Linked DNA regions of Homo sapiens: region 1 is linked to region 2. A link is a loop called in an ENCODE intact Hi-C map of the cell type or tissue named here. Cell type or tissue: Calu3. All regions are shown on one strand. Links, peaks and the distances in the headings refer to the core of each region. The heading gives the core; the rest is flanking DNA.

Region 1 (10,425 bases), core at 627-8,626, 68 kb after region 2:
AGGTATGTACCAGAGCCACAGTGTCCAGTGAGGGCAGAGGGGGAAATCGAGGCCCGGGGAAGCCGTGTGCACAGTTCGCATCAGGTATGTACCAGAGCCACAGTGTCCAGTGAGGGCAGAGGGGAGACCGAGGCCCGGGGAAGCCATGTGCACGGTTCGCATCGGGTGTGCAGGCCTGACTGGCTGTGCTGACCTTCTCAGTCCCGGCCAGGCCTGGGGTCCCAGAGGGAATGGAGCATCCCTCTTCTTGCTTCCCTGTTGCTTCCTGGTCAAGGGATGCTTGTTTATTGCAACTCTGGCAATTATTCTGAATATTAAGAGGAGTTTCACAAAATCGTAGGGGGAGAGGGGCTAGGGATTCATTTTTTTTTCTCCACCTGATTTTACAGGAGGCTTCTGCCATCCCTTAGTGTGAAGGCAGAGTGCAGACGCTCTGCGGTTATTTGTCCAGGAGGAGAAGAGCTTCTGGGAGGTCACAGATCTGATTGTTGTAATAGCACTGACATTTTTAAATGGGAGAATGTTGATATCTATAGTAAACAGAGTAAAACTTCAGTAGCTTCAATATAAAGATGCCGAGATGATCTTAGAGCCACTTTGTCCATAGATCCTTCTGCGGTGTGGAACTGCAGCGTCTCTCTACCAGCCTCTGTGGTCAGTGGCCACCTGTGGGTAATTGAATGCTTGAAGTGCAAATGAGAAACTGATACTTCTAATTTTATTTAATTTTAGACAAATTTAAATAGCTACATGGGCCGGGCACTGTGGCTCATACCTGTATTCCCAGCAGTTTGGGAGGTCAAGGCGGGTGGATCACGTGAGGTCAGGAGTTCGAGACCAGCCTGGCCAACATGGTGAAATCCTGTCTCTACTAAAAGTACAAAAATTAGCTGGGCATGGTGACAGGCACCTGTAATCCCAGCTACTCAGGATGCCAAGGCAGGAGAATTACTTGAACCCGAGAGGCAGAGATTGCAGCAAGCTGAGATTGTGATACTGCACTCCAGCCTGGGCGACAGAGGGAGACTGTCTTAAGAGAAAAAAAAAAAAAAAAAAGCTACACGTCCCTTGTTGCTTCTGTAGGACACCGCATGGTTCCAGAAGGTAGACCTTGTGTTGGGGACTCTGCATTGTCAGGCTGGAGACACAGTCTCCCTTCCTAGCAGTGTGGGCCCCTGGGCTGCCCTTCTACCAGAAGGGATGGTGGTGTCTCTAGAGGTATCTGTGGACTCAGATCTATGTGAATTAGTGACTAGTGTTACTCACAGATACTTAATTTTATGGGTAAATAAATACCTGGACTTGCTGCGAGCTTTCAGGGCAAGAATCGGGAGTAGGGAGTGAAAAGTGACGAGGGCACCCATGGCTTGTCCCGCTGCCTCCAGCACCTGGTCGGGGGGGGCCCTCCGCTCTGAAGCCCCCGGCACCTGGTCGGGGGCACCCCTCCCCTCTGAAGCCACCAGACCCTCCTGGCCTGTGGTGCTGCTTCTCCAAATGCCGCCCTTGGCTGTTTCCCAGGAGTCACTGGCGCCCAAGCAGGCTGTATGGGTCACTTCTGCGTGGTTTTGGGGTGTTGGTGAAGCTCATTGGTCTCGTCTTCCTTCTCATGTGCCACATCTCACCTGTTGGCTTGTGGATGGGCCCGAGTCCGTGTGTGGACGCGTTGTATCTTCTCAGGCTGTACTTGGTGCTTAGGTGACAAGGACGTCTTAGAGCAATGGACTGTCTGCTCCAAAGGGTGCTGTGTGTTAATTGAGACATAGCTTACTTGTGGGGTTTAAATTTCCTGGGTGTTGGAGGCAATTGGGGAAAAAAGGTCTAAAAAGGCCCCTGGGGATGAGGGAAGCAATAATGAAAAAGTAACTTTATCGCACTTAGCAGTTGATTGAATTTGAACGTGAATTTTGCATTTTGGGGACTCTTAAAGCTACTATTTGTAGGGATTCCTTGATGAGCTGCTTGTTTTCTGTCAAGTAGAAAGTAAAGTGGATCGGTTTTGCCTTTAATTCTGACTAACTAGAATCTACTTGGCTTTTTCCCCCATTCACGTTAGGGTGGGGGATTGGACTAGAAGAGCTGTAGGATCTTTATTTCTGATCTTAAATGAATTTTTTCTTTACTCACTTTTTTTTTTTTTTTTTTTTTTTTTTTGTGAGCTGCTATTTTTTCCTGCAATGCACTGTTCTTTGGTTTGGGAAATGTGCTATATTTGTACCGTGCTTTAAACATACACAATGGTTCTAAATAACTACTTTTCTTTAAAGTTAGATGTAACATCTTAATTAAAATGTCATCCATAAATCAGGCACAGTCTGTGAGGTTGTGCGAGCGTGAAAGCTCCACAGTCTGAGGCCTGGAGACCCCTCTTGTCGCTTCCCTCCAGCCATGTCTCCTCCCCCGGCCACATCACCTCTGGCCACATCTCCTCCCCCCACCACACCATGTCACCCCCATAACCCTTGCCACGTCACCTCTGGCCACATCACCTCCCTCCCGGCCACATCACCTCTGTCCTCGCTGCCTGCCTGCCTGCCTGCCTGCCTCCCTCCCTCCCTCCTGGCCACATCACCTCTGGCCTCACTGCCTGCCTGCCTGCCTCCCTCCCTCCCTCCCTCCCTCCATCCCGGTGGCCTCCGCGGCTCCTGCTGACTGCCCTCCCGAGGGGCTGTTCGATGCTCTTTTCCCGTCTTCTGCTCCTGAGTGGGTCTCGGGGCTGGATGTTTCACAGGATGCAAGTTTCTTCCCTTCCAGCCGTAGGTCTCTGGGCGACAACTCCAGAGAGGGCACCAAGCTCTCCTTACCCACCTGGGGGCCCTGAGCCCTGACCACCAGGGCTTTCCTGTGGGGGGGGGGGTGGGGCAGACTCGTGTGAATTGGACTGAAAAGGTGCTTCCAGGAATCCTTGTTTTAGGTGCACTGGGGCAGAGGTGGGGACAGGGGACCACCACACCACCTGGTTTGCTCAGAATTTGGTCCTGATCACAGCCAATGAGGCAACACAAGCACCTCCTAAATGAAGCATTGCAGACTGCTTTTACATGTGACAGTTGTGATGGCTGAAAAAGGCTTCACACAATGAGTGGGTTTGAGCTGCATTTGAAGGCAGAACAGGTCCCTGCAGGTGGAAATGAGAGATAAGGGTGACCCAAGCCATCAGCAGCTGCGGGTGGGGTGGTGTGGGCTCCCCAGGGATGGTGGGCATGGATGAAATGCAGGAGAGGGCAGGGGTGCGATGGAACAGCAGGGCAGCGTTAAAATCCCCCTGCAGAGAGGGGACGTGACTGAGATTTTATCACATGTATAAACTGAGAGATGATTTGAGGATGATTTCTGGGAGCCTGTGGGAAAAGCACGTGGTCATCATCAGTTCTCTGGATCTCTGAAAAGTCATGCCTCTGCCTATCTTGTGAGCTATTGTGAAGATCAAATCGGATAATCTTCAGCAAGCCTTGTAAATGCTAAAGCTCATGACAGAGACTGTTCCAGCCCCTTTTTCTCCACCCTCCCTTCCTCCTGGATAATGTGAACCCTGCTGGGTACCTCACTGTCTGCCTGCTTTCCTCCTCTGTAACATGAGGCCTGAGTATTTGCTGGGTACTTCGCTGTCAACCTTCCTTCCTTCTCAGTGATGTGAGCCCTGAGTATTTGCTGGGTACCTCACTGCCTGCCTCACAGCTGGCTGTGGCCCTGTTACACACACTTGGCTGGCACATAAGCAGAAGTGCTCGCTGGGCCTGGGAGGGCTTTCTGATGTGTGGGTGCATGCTTCTCCCTGTAGGCTGGAGCTGCAGGAGCCCTCCTGGATCAGAGGACCAAGGCTGTGGCCTCGCGATGGGGGCTGGGGGAGCTCCCTGGGTTTATTGTGTGGGTGAGAGCAAACTTCAGTCCCGCTGCAGCACCGGGATTCCGGGTTCCCTCTGGAATGTTCTGAATGAGAAACAGGAAGTATGCAGAGGTGCGTCTTCCGAGGATTTGATGGTTATCTTAGCTCAGAGGCACCAAGTGCTCTCCCATGAACCTGCAGAACCGCTTCTTCCACTAATGGCCTTCTTTATCTAAAGAATGACTTACAAACTCTGCCACTTAAGAGATAGGTATTTGCAGGTGTGGCCTGAAAAATGAACAAATTGATTCTTTCATCTCAAGGAAAATACCTTACGTTATTCCCAATGATAGCCATTGGAGCTTTCCAGTGAATATTAAAATATACAAATCTTGTGTCTGCCACTTTCTCATGTGATCAGTGGTGATATTGATGTGATTTTTTTTTTTGACATAATGAAATGTGGAAGCTGCTCATAACTCTGAACCAGTGTTTTCTAACCAGTTACAAAATCGTGTGCTGGTAAAAGAGCCACTCAAGTGCAGGACAGACCAGTCCGCTTAAAAGGAATTGGGGCAGAAAGGCCCGTCGACCAGGGTCCAGACTCTGCGTTGCAGACAGCCTGCATGGAAGTGCCGCTTGTGACATTTGGCAGCAGAGAATACCTAAAACTATGTGAAAGCACAGTGAAAAATACTTCTTCCTAACTGTATATAGCATGGGATCAGACATTTTTCATAAACTTCAACCAGAGTTCTGCAGCCCACTGAACGCAGATGGAGGCATGAGAACCCTGCTGTCCGAGGTGCAGAGAGGCGTTAGGTGTTCTCACAGCAGCACAAACTGTTGCCACACTGCTGCTTATTTTGGAAAATGGTTTTTTCTTTAAGACTGTGCTGTTTATTAACATGTAATGACTTTATTATTTTAAAATAAATTTGTTACTTTTTTTTTTTTTTTTTAAGAGTCTTGCTCTGTCACCCAGGCTGGAGTGTAGTGGCGTGACCTCGGCTCACTTCAACCTCTGCTTCCCGGGTTCAAGTGATTCTCCTGCCTCAGCCTCCCAGGTAGCTGGGACTACAGGCACCCACCACCAAGCCCGGATAATTTTTATTATTTTAGTAGAGATGGGGTTTCACCATGTTGGTCAGGCCGGTCTGGAACTCCTGACTTCAAGTGACCCATCTGCCTTGGCCTCCCAAAGTGCTGGGTGGGATTACAGGCATAAGCCCACCATGCCCGGCCTCATGAGAAAGCTTTTTGTGATCTTTAATAAACTGTAAAGGGTTCCTGAGACCCAAAAGTTTGAAAACCACCGGCTTAAACCGACAACAAATTGTCCATGATTCTTCAGTGTACCTTCTAATCTGTTGATGGAGAAAGGTTGTAAGGGGTTGCTTTACTTTTTTCCTTTCGCAACTTAGTGGTGCTGGGACAACTGGATATCCACATGGAAAAGGATGGACTGCACCCTCCCTCACCCTACACAAAAAAATAGCTCAAAATGGATCCAGTGTAAGAGTCGATACTGTGAGACCCATTTTGTCAGTCTGCTGGGTACCGTAACAGACACCGCAGACTGTGAGGCTTAAACAGCATCTTATTTCCTTTGTTCTGGAGGCTGGAAGCCTGGGGTCAAGGTGCAGGCAGGGTTCGATCCTCCGGGTCCTCACCCCATTCTGTGTAGACGGCGTCTTCTCTGTGTCCTCATGGGTTTCTCTTATGTGTGTGCAGCACTGAGGACTCTGTGTGTCTAAATTCTCTATTATAAGAACACCAGTCATGGCTGGGCGTGGTGGCTCACACCTGTAATCCCAGCATTTTGGGAGGCCGAGGTGGGTGGATCACCTGAGGTCAGGAGTTACAGATCAGCAGTGAAACCTCATCTCTACTAAAACTACAAAAATTACCTGGGCGTTGTGGCAGGTGCCTGTAGTCCCAGCTGCCCAGGAGGCTGAGGCAGGAGAATTGCTTGAACCTGGGAGGCGGAGGTTGCAGTGAGCTGAGGTCATGCCACTACACTCCAGCCTGGACAGAGAGAGTGAAACTCAAAAAAAAAAAAAAAAAAAAAAAGGGAAAACACCAGTCATGTTGGATCAGGGCCTACTCTTAAGATCTTATGGGACCTAAATTGTCACGTTAAAGGCCCTGTGACATTTTGAGTTTCTAGGGGTTGTGGCTTTAACATGGGAATCTTGCGGGGACACAGTTCAGCTCATTACACCCTTAGGGGAGAATCCAGGTGAAACTGTTACGTTGAATTAAGCAATGGTTCCTTAGATGAGATGTCTAAAGCATAACAAGCAACTGAAGGGGAAAAGACAGTATCAAAATTAAAAATGTTCATTTCAGAGGTTACTATTAAAGTAAAAAGACACAACCCACAGAACAAGACACATTATCCCAATAAGGGCCTGATATCAAGAATATCTTTAAAAACTTACTCAGCAATGAAAAGAAAATCCAATTTAAAAATGGACAAAGGATTTGAATAGACATTCTCCAAAGAAAGATACATAAATGCCTTAAAAAGCACATGAGATATTTAACAGAATTAGTCATCTTAGAAATGAAAATGAAAACCACCGTGAGATACCACTTCACAACCACTGGGATGGGTAAAACCCCAGTACTGGACGGTGACATGTTGGTGAAGATGGGAAAATTGGAATCTGTATATATTGCTAGTGGGAGGGGAAGGAAAATGGTACAGTTGCTTTGGAAAAGTCTGGCAGTTCCTCAGAAAAGTTAAGCATAAAATCACTGTACGACCCAGCAATTTCACTCCCAGGCATATGCCCAAGAAAACTGAAAACGTTTTTACAAAAAAATCTTATGCAAGAATCTTCATAGCAGCATTATTCGTAACAGTGAGTAGAAACAGCCCAGATGTCTGTCAACAGATGAGTGGATAAAGAAAATTTGCACACAATGGAGTATCACTCAGCCGTAAAAAGGAACAAAAGAACATGTGCTCCAATGAGCCTTGAATGTGAAAGATGCCAGCACCAAAGGTCACACCAAAGGTCAAGCACTGTGCAATTCCACTCACCTTGAACGGGAAAGATGCCGGCACCAAAGGTCACACCAAAGGTCACGCACTGTGCGATTCCACTCACCTTGAATGTGAAAGATGGCAGTACCAAAGGTCATGCTAAAGGTCACGCACTGTACGATACCAGTCACCTTGAACGTGAAAGATGCTGGCACCAAAGGTCACGTCAAAGGTCACGCACTATGTGCCCACTCACGACAGGCGTCCAGAGTGGGCAAATCCAGAGAAACAGAAGTCGGCTGGCGATTGCCAGGGGCTGGCGGAAGGAAGCAGCAGGTGCTGACTCTTAATGGATTCAAGGTTTCTTTTGCGGGTGGTGAAAAAGTCCCAGAATTAAATACTAGTGGTGATTGTTGTGCAGCTTTGAGAATATGCTAAAAAGACTGAATTGTACCCTTTAATATGGGGGATTTTATGGTTTGTAAATGCTTTTCAATGTAAAAAGAAACTAAAGAACTTATTTGGTGTTGATATTTAGAATGCGAAAGAGACTGTATCCAAAACATGTTACTATGTAACTCATGTCCCCAGAGAGTTAAACTTCATTTTCTGAGGATCTTAAAGGATGTGTTTGAGCCTAGGAGACACAACGATCCATACTATATGTTACAGCCTATCTTACTGATTTCTATCTCACGTAACAACCGTATTCAGGGAAAACGGACATGTAAACGTGAGCTGAATGCTCTGCAGAAGCACTTTCCTCTTACCCAGATGGTCTTTAGTGGTGCAGTAAGAGATGTGGTCACGGCAACGTCAGTTTAATTTCCATGGCAACAGGAATTTGGCACATCTGATGAGTTAGATCTCCCTGCACAGCTCCTAACAGGGTTACCCATTTCTGTGTGGTGTCTGTGTACGTTCTCGCTACTGAAATCAGTGATGGCACCTGCACAGACACTTGCCCGGAAATGCGCACAAAGCTGGTGAAGGCAGAGGACAGGCGAGTGGGAAGCATGGTTCAGCCCTTGCAAAGGAGACGGTTATTCCTAACGCAGAAGATTCAGGAACACGATCCTTGCGAAGACTGGTGATGTCCATGGATCTCACTGCTGTCCAGTTGTATCTGTGCAGCGAGTTACCAAAGCTGCCAGAGCCGCATGTGTTGGTATCGGTGTCATCATCATCACTCAATGTTTCTGACTTTTGGTATTGGTGTCATCGTCATCACTCAATGTTTGACTTTTCCTGGTGCTGAGGATGACTGCATGTGGCAGAAGCAAAGTGCTGGGCTTAGAAAAGAACTAGAATCTGATGATCTGTGGTATATAGAGAGGCAGGGTCAGAACCCCCCACTCCCCAATCCCGTAAGAACTGGGATCTGATGATCTGTGGTATAGAGAAGGGGGGAGGGTCAGAACCCCCCACTCCCCAATCTGATAAGAACTGGGATCTGGTGACCTGTGGTATAGAGAGGGACAAGGTCAGAACCCCCCACTCCCCAATCCGATAAGAACTGGGATCTGATGACCTGTGGTATAGAGAGGGACAGGGTCAGAACCCCCCACTTCCCAATCTGATAAGAACTGGGATCTGATGATCTGTGGTATAGAGAGGGGCAGGGTTAGAACCCTCCATTCCCCAATCCGATTGTTGAAGAAATAGTTGGCTTGGGAGGGTTTTTACTCTGAAGGTTGAAGCTGTGCATTTCTGGAGCCTGGGCTGTCGGCCGTAGTGGCTGGGGAATGCTGGGGCTGTGGTCGTCTGGCCGCTGGCAGTCCTGCTGGTGGGTCCTGCCTCTTTGACACCGTTCCTTTCTGAAGCTTGTTTTCCCCAGTGTTGGAAGTAGCAGCACTGGAGGAATGGCCTTCTTCCTACAGCAAAGCTCTGCCAGGAGAGGAGGAGAAGACATAGAGCATCTGTTGAGGGACATGACGTTCTGGGCACTGCACCATGCTTTCTGCTTCTCAGCAGTGCCTCCTGGTTGATGTTACCGTCACCTGGCATCGCCCAGGAGGTAACTCGCAGAGGCAGGCAGGGAGCAGAAGGAGCTCAGGAGGGAGTGAGCCGTCACAGGGTGGGGGAGGTTCAGGAGCCAGCAGGCAAGTGGGATGTGGCCTCAAGGTGTTGCTGGGTTGGTGAGGGGTCTTCTGGGACTTTTCTGAGAGTGCAGTCAGTTGTAGGGGTGGGTGCCGGCTCCCGCAGATAGAAGAGCCAAGTGTGCAGGAGACCAACGTGTGCACTGGGAGTCCCCAGGGGCGTGTCCTGGCACGCGGCCCAGAGGCCCCTGACAAGGCTCAGTGCACCAGGCACACAGCGGATTGTTGGTGCTTGACCCGACGAGAAGGTGAGGAAGTGAGGTGAGGGGGGCCGAGAGACAGGTGCAGGGATGCACTAGACAGGGTGCAGTCAGGTGGAGGGTCATGCTGTGGGGTCTAGGAGAGACAGGTGTGGTCAGGTGAAGGGTCACGCTGTGGGGTCCAGGAGAGATGGGTGTGGTCAGTGTGGAGGGTCATGCTGTGGGATCCAGGAGAGATGGGGGTGGTCAGGTGGAGGGTCACTCTTGGGGTTCCAGGAGAGACGGGTGTGGTCGGGTGGAGGGTCACGCTGTGGGGTCCAGGAGAGATGGGTGTGGTCATGTGGAGGGTCACGCTGTGGGATCCAGGAGAGATGGGGGTGTTCAGGTGGAGGGTCACACTGTGGGGTCGAGGAGAGATGGGTGTGGTCAGTGTGGAGGGTCATGCTGTGGGATCCAGGAGAGATATGGGGGTGGAGGGTCACTCGGGGGGGTCCAGGAGAGACGGGTGTGGTCGGGTGGAGGGTCACGATGTGGGGTGCAGGAGAGATGGGTGTGGTCAGGTGGAAGGTCAAGCTGTGGTGTCTGGGAAATGTGTTTTTGCTTTTGGCTGAGCAGCTGGACCTGAGCATGTCTGTGCTTTGACATTTAACCTGTGCACTGTCCTCGGCAGGGTGTGTGTGTCTGTGACAGAGGACACCTCAGCCAGAGTGGATGTCGGCGGTGGTGGCCGGACTCAGGGTCCATGAATGTTGCGTGGTAGAACGTGTTTGGTACATTCTCAGCTCCTGCCCAGGTGCCTCCCAAGCATCGGGTGTTGTGGCTCCCCAGCATCGGGTGTTGTGGCTCCCCAGCATCGGGTGTTGTGGCTCCCCAGCATCGGGTGTTGTGGCTCCCCAGCATCGGGTGTTGTGGCTCCCCAGCATCGGGTGTTGTGGCTCCCCAGCATCGGGTGTTGTGGCTCCCCACATCCTTCCCCATCTGCGTGTAGCACGACCACCACCTTCCTACCATGTGTTTGTCCTATCACGGCTGCTGTGTCTAATGCATGCTTTGCTTTCCAGCTACTTTACTATAATCAAAACCCTTGAAAGACTTTACCTGTGTTTCAGAGATGACAGGGTATTAGTCTTTCATGATTGCTCTGAGGATTTCCAAAAGCAAATGCACCTTACAGGATGCAAGAAATGGCAGACAGTAATTAGAGATTACTTTTCTCAGTTAGTCTTTTTATTGTGGTAAAATTACATAGCACTGTGACCATTTTTAAGTGTACGATTTGGTGGCATTAAGTGCGTTCACACTGTCATG
Region 2 (10,425 bases), core at 537-8,536:
AGAAGAATTGGAAGTATTTTTGATGTTTTTCTACACAGACCTGTCCTTTCAGGTTTTGTTAAGTTCTGGAAAAAGGGAGAAGCCAGGCATACCTTGGCGAGGGACAGTGTTTCTGGCGATCGTGCGGCTTCAGCCTGAACGTGGCCGTGTGGCTGAGCAGTGCGGGAGGGCTCTGGTCTGCACGTGTCTGTGTGGACCGAGGTCACGGGGTATTGTCCCAAGCACTTATCCTGATCTGGCAGAGGCTCTGTTCCCAAATAATTATTCCACGGTTTCAGAGGCTGTAGCTGAGTGATAGTCTTTTAACTTTGTTGCATAAAAGCAAACAAAGTCTGTCATGAGAGTCTAAAAATCATTATTTAGTAGTCATGACTAAATTCATACATGGAGCTTTGGGATGGAGTGAAAGCCACCGTCACCTGGCGTGGACGCTGTGTGGTATTTTTAGCATGGTGGGCGCCTGCTCGTGCCTTGAGCTCTGTCTGCAGTGCGAGCGACAGCTGTGCATTTGAGAAATGTGGGCAGGTCAGCTTGCTCCTCCAGGGGCCTGCGGGCGTCCGGCTCAGGGGCCTGGGACGAGGCCATGTCAGTGGGAAGGAGCTTGGTTGTGTTTCAGCAGATATGTCTGCCTCTCCAGGCCTGCAAGCCAGCCAGAACCCAGTTTTCCTTTGGTCATCTAATGCCAGAAAAAAACCTGTTTCTTAGAGATTCTTGTAATTTATATTAATGAACCATTTGACCATACATAAGAAAATATTATCAGAAAAATGCATGAGGCTTTACAACTTGGCAGATGTGTAACTCACATGATTGAATCAAACTGTTGAAGATACTTGTTTCACTTGAGGGTTTTTAGCATTTTATGTGCAGACCAAATGCCAATAGCATTCTGAAAGAGTATTTTGGAATTTTAAACACACAATCACAGAGTGGGACAGTACTGGGTCCTGGGATGCTGGTGAGGTGGACGTGACCTCAAGCTCTTGGAGCTCACAAGCAAGCAGGATTCCTAAATTGTCACACCTGCAGTGCAGGGAAGTCAAAGTGGATTTCTGTAAACGAGGTATTAGTGCAATAAGGAACAGATGAGTGCCCTTGGAGGGCAGTTTTTGAGCCTCCCAGACACCTGGGGCTGGGGGGGCGGTTACCCACCAGAGCCTGGATGGTGGAGCTGGGTTTGCTGGTTGCCCTGTGTGGCAGGTCATTACGTGCAACAAGGAGCAGGTGAGCGCCCTTGAGGGTGGTTTCTCAGCCTCCTTCGGAACCGCAAGTGGAAGACGCCCCAAGCAGGGGTGGGGGTGGGGGGGTGGTATCCACAGGAGCCTGGACAGTGGGGCTGGGTTTGCTGGTGGCCGCTACGTGGCAGGTCACTGCGTGGAGCAATGGGAGGTGGGTGGAGTGGGAATAGAGGACACACCCTCCACAGCTACTGTTGGGAGTTGGCCCTGGTGGCAGAGGGTGCATAGAAGGATTCCCATCAAGGGCAACACGGCTAGGGTCCCACGTGTGCTGGATGCCGTGATATGGCCATGTGTGGTCTCAGTCTCCACAGCCACCCTGGGAAGTGGGTTCAGTTACCATTCCCATCTCACATTTGAGAAATCTCAGGGGCTCACATCACAGCTGAGTGGGGTGGAACTAGTGTCTCAGCCAGGACGTTGGCCCTAGAGCCCAGCTCTTACCCCGCTGCTATTTGCAGTCCCCCAAGTTTGTAGAGAGGCATGTGCGGTAGTGGGGGGCGGAGGTCGTGTATTTCAGGGGGCGGCTGAGATACCAACACAGTAGGGGCGGGGGGCAGGAAATAAGTCAGGCGGGAGGCACAGAGGCAGTGCCTGGGAGGTCTGCATGGGGTCTGGGTGTGGGGGCACCTCTGGGCCTGTGAACCCCGTTGTGTGCTCCTGGCTTGCCTAACCTTGGCCCTTAGCCATGTGCTACGCATTTTATGTGAAATCTCAGTCCCTCCCTGGCTTTCTTTCCTTAAATCACGGAGTCTCAGTGGGGATGGGGGGTGGTTGGTGGTCCATGGAATTTGCCCTCCACCTCCCCATCCTTGTCCTGTCTGGCCTGTTATCTGAATCTGTCTTTTCAGAGCCTGCAAATGAGTAGAGGCCACGGCGGCCTCTCGCTGATGGGCGTGGCTCTCAAATATTTTCATCAGAATTGTGTTAAATGCTGATTCCTAGGCACCCCATTAGACTCTCTATGCTTGCCTGGCCTGGGTACTTTGAGGAAGGTACACAGGGTTGCTGGGCTATTCCAGGAGGGAATTTGCATTTGTAGAATGTCCACTGTGGTCCTTCCCGCACTCTGCTCTCCACGCACACGTGGCATTAAACCTGGCAGACCTCTGGGTGCTGTGCTGGTGAGGAAGCCCTGGCTGGGCGAGGGGCTGTTGGGGCTCAGACTTGATTCCTGGTCTGGGGGCTGCCTGCTTATTCTGTTCAGTGGGCCCGCTGATGGGATGCCCTGGGAAGTCCCGCTGTGCAGAGACAGGCTTGGGAAATGCAGACCATGGATTTAAAAATTCCTAAAATAAGAAAATCTTTTATGAACAAAGCAAATTAATTTGCGTCTGACTGAAGACAATCCTTGCTTGAATAATTGGTTTGTTTACAAAATGGGTCCTATGGACAATAAACACAGATTAAAGTTTTCATTCATGCTTGTCTGTAACGTAAATAGGAGCTATTACTGCCACCTAAATTAGCTTTAAATTTTGTATCGGATTGCGGTCCAGATTACAAACGGCTGCTTGATAATCTAATTGATAAAATCGAGGAATTTAGTACTTGGAACCCAGAGTGAAGAGAACAGAATTGCTTTTGTTTCTCAAGTGTGTGTGACTGAGGGATGACCTGGGTGAAGAGAAGTGCCTGGAGTCATTACACTCAAGGAGGAGATCTGCCCCAGCCTTTCTCAGCGTCTTCAGGATAAAACAAAAGGGTGATAAATGTGGAAAAATGCAGCACTGAGTTTGTCTATGGTCTGAGCTTCTCATGTGGTCATTAATGTGAGCGGGCTGTATCTGTGGAGCCTCCCTACAGGCACAAAGGAATCAGGCTAGAGTAAGACGGCCGGCAAACTCTGGCATCTGGGCTGCGTGTCGTTTCCTAAAGCCCTTTTGGGTGAAGTGACACAGGCGCAATGTCTGTTTGGAGGAGTGTAATCTCACGCATGAGACGCAGATTTTAAACACTAAAGTCAAGAAGCTTGGTGGGAGTGGCTGTCTTCCAAGTGGGTTTCTGTGTTGCCATGGATGAGGCATGGATGTGTCATCTGTCGGTGAAATGCGCTGGTGAAGAGGCTAAGCAAACCCTGTGTGTGTGTGTGGGGCGGGTGTGTGTGTGTATATGAACCTACATCTCTTCTGGCATCCGAAGTAAATAGACGTTTTGTAAAACTGGTGAATTTGATGACTCTGACCCTAACCCTGAGAGTTGAAGTCTGGTGCAGTGTCTTGAGCCCTCTTCTGCATTGAGGGTGAGTGACTGTAAATGACTGATTCCTCAGTGGCGAAAGTTCAAATTTAGCGTCCCTGAGGAAGCCAGACCTCATAGTCACCTGTGTCTCCATTGTAAACACCGTGGCCCCTATGCGGGTGGCTGCGAGTTTCCAGGCCCTCCTTGCAGAAGCAGCCATGCAGTGCTTGGTGATTTGATAACATCAGCCACCTTCTGTCTTCTGTCTAATCACGGTACAAATGATTTTCCTACAGGGAAACAGATCTCATTTCTTCCCCGATCGTTGGGAGAAGCAGCCCGCCTAGGGACCGCACCGTCCTCTGCACTTTCACAGTGAAGCCTGTGTCTCTCTCCGAGAAGTGTCACGTGTGTCGTGGGAATCACGGGAATTGCTTCCTTAATTCTCCTTTCTTAATGAGGGCTTGGGACAGCGCTGCCTGTTTCACATGGGACGAGCAGCTGGTGGTTTCTGGCTGGCGTGGGACCAGCGCTTCGGCTGTGTCATCACATCTGGTGGCCTGTCCAGCTGGGTGTCATTGTCTCTTGTCTCTTGGCTGAGGCAACTGTGATGCCATGGGGGTCACGCTTGTGTCAGGGCCAACCCAGTTCTTCCCATGCACACCTCTCCTGCTGGAGTGCTTTTCCTTATGATGACGTGTTGGATCAGTGTGGAGAATGCAGAGAGGCTCTGGGCCTCTCCTTCCCATACCTACTCCCTGGAGCCGCGATACCCGGCAAGGGAGCCCGTAGCCAGAGGCTCCTTTAAATTTCATTAGAATAAAGATTTGATTACACAGCTAAACACACTTGAAAGGAACTTTATGGATCACATTCAAGACTCAGCCCTTCAGGCCCAGTGGCCATGTTTCGGGGCTCAGCAGCTGTAGGTGGCTGTTGTCTTTGTGTCGGCCGAGCAGATTGGGACGTTTCCAGTTCAGCAGGCAGTTCTCTTGCACGGCTGTGCCTGTGGTGAGGGCACCTTGGCTGGAGAGCCTCGTGGGGGGATCCCTTAGGCCTCTGGCTGCAGCCAGGCTGCATGGTTCCTGTGCCCCGGGTCCTCTGCAGGCCGAGACGGATCCCACCACAGAGCCGGCACTGTTAGACTTGGGTACTGTGTGCAGACAAAGAGGTGCATGTCCAGGCCTGGCGGGGGCTGGGGTGACTCTGGCCTCCTTGGCCAGGCTCCCGTCTCCGAGTCTCCAGGGGAAATGCACCCATCATCCACACCATACACTGGAGGAAAACTGCAGGCTTCTCTGTGTGGATGGTGAATTGAGATCACCAAGTGTGACTCGGCTTGGGCTCCTAGCCACCGTGGAACCCAGTGATACCTTTTAGGTGGAACCTGACATGCCTCCATGTGTGCATGGCAAAGAGAATGCAGCGTTGTCAGCTTGAATCCAGATGTGTGCCTGTTTTGAGGTGGAAGGTTCTGGGAGCGTTGGCTGTTGGTGACTGTCCTGCCATGGAGGACGTTGAATGCAGGCACTGGTTTAGGATAATGCCTGGTTTCCTGGTCCTGTATGTGGGTATCCCTGAATATCCTGGGCTGGAGGAAGGCAGGGCAGATGGGAGGGTGACAAGAGGTCAGGTGTTTCCAGCTGTGGGGAGTGATGCCATCAGATGGCCGAGATCAGGAGGGTGGCCGGGGAACCAAAGCAGGGGTGTGTGGAAACGCCATGTTTCCCGGGGCACAGGGAAGACCTGTTGAGATCAGGAGGGTGGCTGGGGGACCAAAGCAGGTGTGCGAAATGCCATGTTTACCAGGGTGTGGAGAGGATCTGTTGAACTCCATTCCTGGGCAACAGTTCTTCCATTCTCAGGAATCTGCCATTGTAATTCAGTAGCAAATTCTGCAATTGCTCTAATTACCTGCTGTTAAGTCCCCATCCCAATTACCATGAATTAGAAACAGTGACAATTATTGAGAGGTAAGGAATCGCATATTTCCAGGGTGGAGACGAATGCAGTTGTTTGCCTGGTCAAGCCTTGCCAAGAAAAACCAGTGGAACCAGTTTTAGGTGCCTTGAGTTCCCTCCAAATCGGATTCCTTAGTGGGCTTGTGTCCACAGCTGCTGCAGTTCCTCCCGGGCCTGGCAGGCACGTTCCAGACATTCACATCTCAGCTCAGATGCAGGCGTGCACATTATTTATAGAAAATCGCACTGCACTGTGATCGGCTCTAGCTGACGTTTTCTAGGTGGGAGGCGGAGGCCGAGGACCTGTAAGGGACTGTCCGAGCGTCCTCTCACTGGCTTGGAGCAGGTGCACATCTGTTCTTCAAAAGTTCTAATGGGATGAAATTAGAAATCTGAATTTTAAAAATTCACATGTTATGAACTCTGGTAATTTCCCCTGAAATGAGTGACTGTTTTTTGCAGACGAGGCAGTCAGCCTGTAGCTCTCCTTAGAACGGTCCTAGACCTTGGGCCATGCTGTCCTGTGACCTCTTCCTGGGTGTGGGATGCTCTGCTTGAAGCAAAACTGCAGGAAAGAACGTGGTCAGCGTTCATCACTGCTGCAGCCAGCTCAACGTGCACACCCACTGGGAGGGGGGCCGGATCCCTTAAAATTTTACATGCATTTAACAGTAAACCAGCAAGTCAGCCAGTGCTTTCCGTAACCAAGCTGCTTGGCTCATGGGAACCTGACACTTCTTGACTTTCCGGAAGAGAATACTTGCTTCTGTGGAGCGTCAATATTTGTCTCATTTCTTGAGACTCTGTTCAAAGCAATGAACATGTGTGTAAATTAGGACCTTTTTGTGTAAATTGGGCCACAGAGCTCTCTAGACACAGTCGGCGGAGTAAACGGCTGTGAAAGATGCCACCTGATGTGAGCTGTGGCCGGGCCCTTTGGAACCTGGGATCCCATCTCCAGCCTTTCAAAGGACGTAGAGGAATATAAGATGCAGATGGGAGGGTTCATATTTTGGGCATCTCTGTTCTTTTGAAATCAAAGTGCAAAGAAAAATTTTGCCTTGAGGTCTTACCCCACACTTGTTTTTCTCCTGAGGTTTTAAAATTTCCTTAACTGTGCTTTTTCTCCTTCCATCCTTGGGGAACTTCTTTCCATCTTCATATCTTCTTAAAAGATAGTTAAATTCAACATTGAAATGTAAACACATGCTTTCATATTATTTTTCTTTTAGCTGATATATTTGACATCGGTGAAGAATTAAGTGGGTGTATTGGTTTATTTTTTTTTTTTGAGACGGAGTCTTGCTGTGTTGCCCAGGCTGGAGCGCAGTGGTGTGACCTTGGCTCACTGCAACCTCGCCTCCTGGGTTCACGCCATTCTCCTGCCTCAGCCTCCTGAGTAGCTGGGATTATAAGTGCCCGTCACCATGGCTGGCTCATTTTTCGTATTAGTAGAGACGAGGTTTCAACATGTTGGCCAGGCTGTCTCGAACTCCTGACCTCAGGTGATGCGCTCACCTTGGCCTCCCAAAGTGCTGGGATGACAGGCGTGAGCCACCGCACCCGTCCTGGGTTATTCTTGATTTTAACTATAATAGATCCCTTAAAAAAAAGCTGTCTGAAAATCTTGAAATTAAAGAGCTTACTTGGACAGGGATTCGGACACCAGTTGAATGGCCCAGCACAAACCATAGTTACATGGGTCACTGGGCCTGTTAGATCCTAGGGTATTTGAAGTCGTGGGGATATTTGCATTTCTGCCTCTGAATATCATGTTAGTACGAATTCAGCTGGTGTTTGAGGGCCAGGCTCAGATCTGGGAGAACAAGAGCCCCTGCTCTCATGGCACTGCTTTCCTACGTGTGTGCCTTAGGAAAATAGCATCGGATGATTTTTCAGTGAGTGGGGAAGATGGAAAAAAAGGAAGCTTAAGATGTTTAATTGTTCAGAGCAAGGGAAGTGCAAGGAATGCTCAGCTTTTCTGCTGCTAAAGAGGCCCTGGTGGGAGGCTGTTTCAGAGGTGGGGTTTCTCTGAGAAAGGTGGTAAGAGACAAATAGGATGCCCCATCTGGTTTGCCAGAGATGGGGAAAGTTAGTTTCCCAAAAACAGTCTGTGCTCTGGCAAAGGCTTCGGAAAACCAGCTAGAGTGCGGGACCTTGATGGCCGCTGGGTAGAAGGAAAACATTGCTGGTCCTGCGGCCTGCGCTATTCTTCCACTGCTATAAAGAACTACCTGAGGCTGGGTAATTGATAAGGAAAAAAGGTTTAATCGGCATACTGTTCTGTGGGCTGTACAGGCTTCTACATCTGGGGAAACTTACAATCAGGGTGGAAGGTGAAGGGGAGGCAGGCACGTCTTTACATGGCCGGAAAGAGAGAGTGAAGGGGAAGGTGCCATGCACTTTCAAACAACCAGATCTCATGAGAACTATCATGAGACAGCACTTGGGATTGTGCTAAACCATTAGAAACCTCCCTCATGAGTCAGTCACCTCCCACCAGGGCCCACCTCCAACACTGGGTGTTAGAAAGCACCCCCGTGAGTCAGTCACCTCCCACCAGGGCCCACCTCCAACACTGGGGGGTTAGAAAGCACCCCCGTGAGTCAGTCACCTCCCACCAGGGCCCACCTCCAACACGGGGGGGTTAGAAACCACCCCCATGAGTCAGTCACCTCCCACCAGGGCCCACCTCCAACACTGGGGGGTTAGAAACCACCCCCATGAGTCAGTCACCTCCCACCAGGGCCCACCTCCAACACTGGGGCGTTAGAAACCACCCCCATGAGTCAGTCACCTCCCACCAGGGCCCACCTCCAACACTGGGGGGTTAGAAACCACCCCCATGAGTCAGTCACCGCCCACCAGGGCCCACCTCCAACACTGGGGGTTACAGTTCAGCATGAGATTTGGGTGGGGACACACAGCCACACCATGTCTGGCTCCCCGTTCTTACCTGCACTTGCTTCGCAAACGATTCTGTCATTGGTTTATTTTTGTTTTTGTTGATACATAATATATGTACATATTTTCAGGGTGCATGTGATACCTTGATACGTCCCTATATTGATCAAATCTGGGTAATTGGGATGTCTTTCACTTTAAACATTTTCTTTTCCTTGTGCTAGTAACATTCAAGTTATTCTCTCCTAGCTGTTTTGAAATACACAGTAGGTGACCCACTGACATTCCCCTGCTGGTTTATCAATAGTAGATCTTGTGCTCCTGTCAGGCTGTGTGTTTGTGCCCCTTACCAGCCTCTCCCCATGCTGCTTATGAGTGGGCCCTGCTGACCACCTACTTTTGGCCTCCATGACATCTGCTGTCAGCTCCTGCTCATGAGTGAGAACATGCACCATTTCTTTCTGTGCTTGGCTCGTTTGCTTAATGTAATGTCCTCCAGCTCCATGCTGTTGTGGATGACAGGGCTCTCTCCTCTGTGTGGTGGAGTACTGCTCCTGTGTATGCTCAGGCCACATTCCCTTCATCCCCTGTTGACCGGCACTCAGGTGATTCCGGATCTTGGCTGCTGTGGACGGTGCTGCATTGAAGCTGGGAGCAGTCACTGGCTTTATATTTGGGGGACGTGAGCCACTTTGATGTTCTCAAGCAGCCTGTCCCCAAAGCCCTCGGTGGAATGCCGCATTCCTTTGTGCCCCTCGCTTCCACTAGGAAGAACCGCTGGGAAGGGGCTTTGAGTGAACGCTTGGGTTTCTGTCTCTAATTGGTACCCGGCTGCACTGACCAAGCAGGGGTCCCAGTGACCCTGGACATTGCCTCACATAAGATCCAAAGATGCAGTTAGGTTCTTTTTAACTTCTTAAAAAATGCTTTTGACCTGGTTAACCTATAGCATTATCAGTTAGTGTTTTTGATATTGGAAAGGTGATGTATTTTATTTTCTAAGAAGGAAAGAAACACAAGTTATCCTGTTAAATACTCTAACCACAGACTAAATCACATCAAGGAAAGAGGAACTATTTTGGGGGGAAATTAGCCCTTCATGTCAAAGATAAAGGAGATGACTTACATTGTTTTTTAATTGAGTTAATTATGAAATCTTAAGTGGGTTTGAGAAGATGAGCTGTGGATGCTGAAAGGAGAGACTGATGCTGATTGAATGTTAGTCAGCCCTGATAGGATGTGGCTAGTATTTCAAGCTTGCTCCAGTATTGTTTGATAGATTGTAAGTGAATGTAAAGATCTATTTGATGCTTTTATTTTACAAAATACTATTGAGAAAAAGTTTCTGACAGCCAGGGAACAGCCTTCAACCAATTTCTTCCTAATTTCCATCACCAGAAAAAACTTGTCCTGTTAATTCCAGAATTTACTTTTGGAAAGTTCCTGTAAGGAGAGCAGAGGTATTGGTGGTTGAATGGTGACTTGAATTTAGGTGAAGATCATTAAATATTTTTGTAGTCATGTTTGTCTTGGTGGTTTTAGCAATTTCATATTAAATTTAGAACTGCGAGTCATAAAAACCAAACGTGGTCTTACCCTTTGCTTTTGTGATACTCCTTTTGTTTATATGACTATACTGGTAAAGTGATGACAAAATCATGCTTATAGGGTTTTCTTCTGTGTAGATATTAGGATTTTTAGGGGAACAAATTCTTCTAATAGACATTGTGCCATGTGTTGGGGTCCTTTGTATATTAGTCAAATCACTGTAATGAGAACCACTTGCAAGTATATTTCTATACAAGATCTTTTATATGCTGACTCGTGGTATGTAAAATCCTTCATCCTCTAAGAAGACTAAGCAATGGGTTGGAGGAGAGGTTTATCCCCCATTAGGTCTATTCCGAATGCCCAGAATTGAATGCAAGTACGAATTGTTTTTGAAGTGGTGTGTGTGTGGGGGGATGTGTGTGTGTGGGGGGGATGTGTGTGTGTGGGGGGGGATGTGTGTGTGTGGGGGGGGATGTGTGTGTGTGGGGGGGGATGTGTGTGTGTGGGGGGGGATGTGTGTGTGTGGGGGGGGATGTGTGTGTGGGGGGGGGGATGTGTGTGTGGGGGGGGGGGGGGGGTGTGTGTGGGGG

Evidence for each region. A loop is a pair of places that touch in the nucleus more often than their neighbours do. Peaks named below come from ENCODE experiments on the same cell type or tissue, not always from the same donor. Only the 100,000 strongest peaks of a DNase experiment are listed, where the experiment ranks them.
Region 1: it touches region 2 in a loop (3-fold over the local background); 3 of 110 quality-filtered maps call a loop at or near these places.

The regions. Positions count from the first base shown.
Region 1 is chr10:540,638-551,062 of GRCh38, reverse strand. The region is part of intron 1 of DIP2C (disco interacting protein 2 homolog C); the gene reads left to right. Among named protein-coding and RNA genes, the nearest start is that of DIP2C-AS2, 83 kb to the left of the region's middle. RefSeq lists an enhancer at 8,823-9,323. In Calu3, for the core only: no CTCF peak of the experiment used is centred there; a DNase peak (open chromatin) is centred at 3,912.
Region 2 is chr10:608,538-618,962 of GRCh38, reverse strand. All of the region lies in intron 1 of DIP2C (disco interacting protein 2 homolog C), which reads left to right. Among named protein-coding and RNA genes, the nearest start is that of DIP2C-AS2, 15 kb to the left of the region's middle. In Calu3, for the core only: no CTCF peak of the experiment used is centred there; a DNase peak (open chromatin) is centred at 5,492.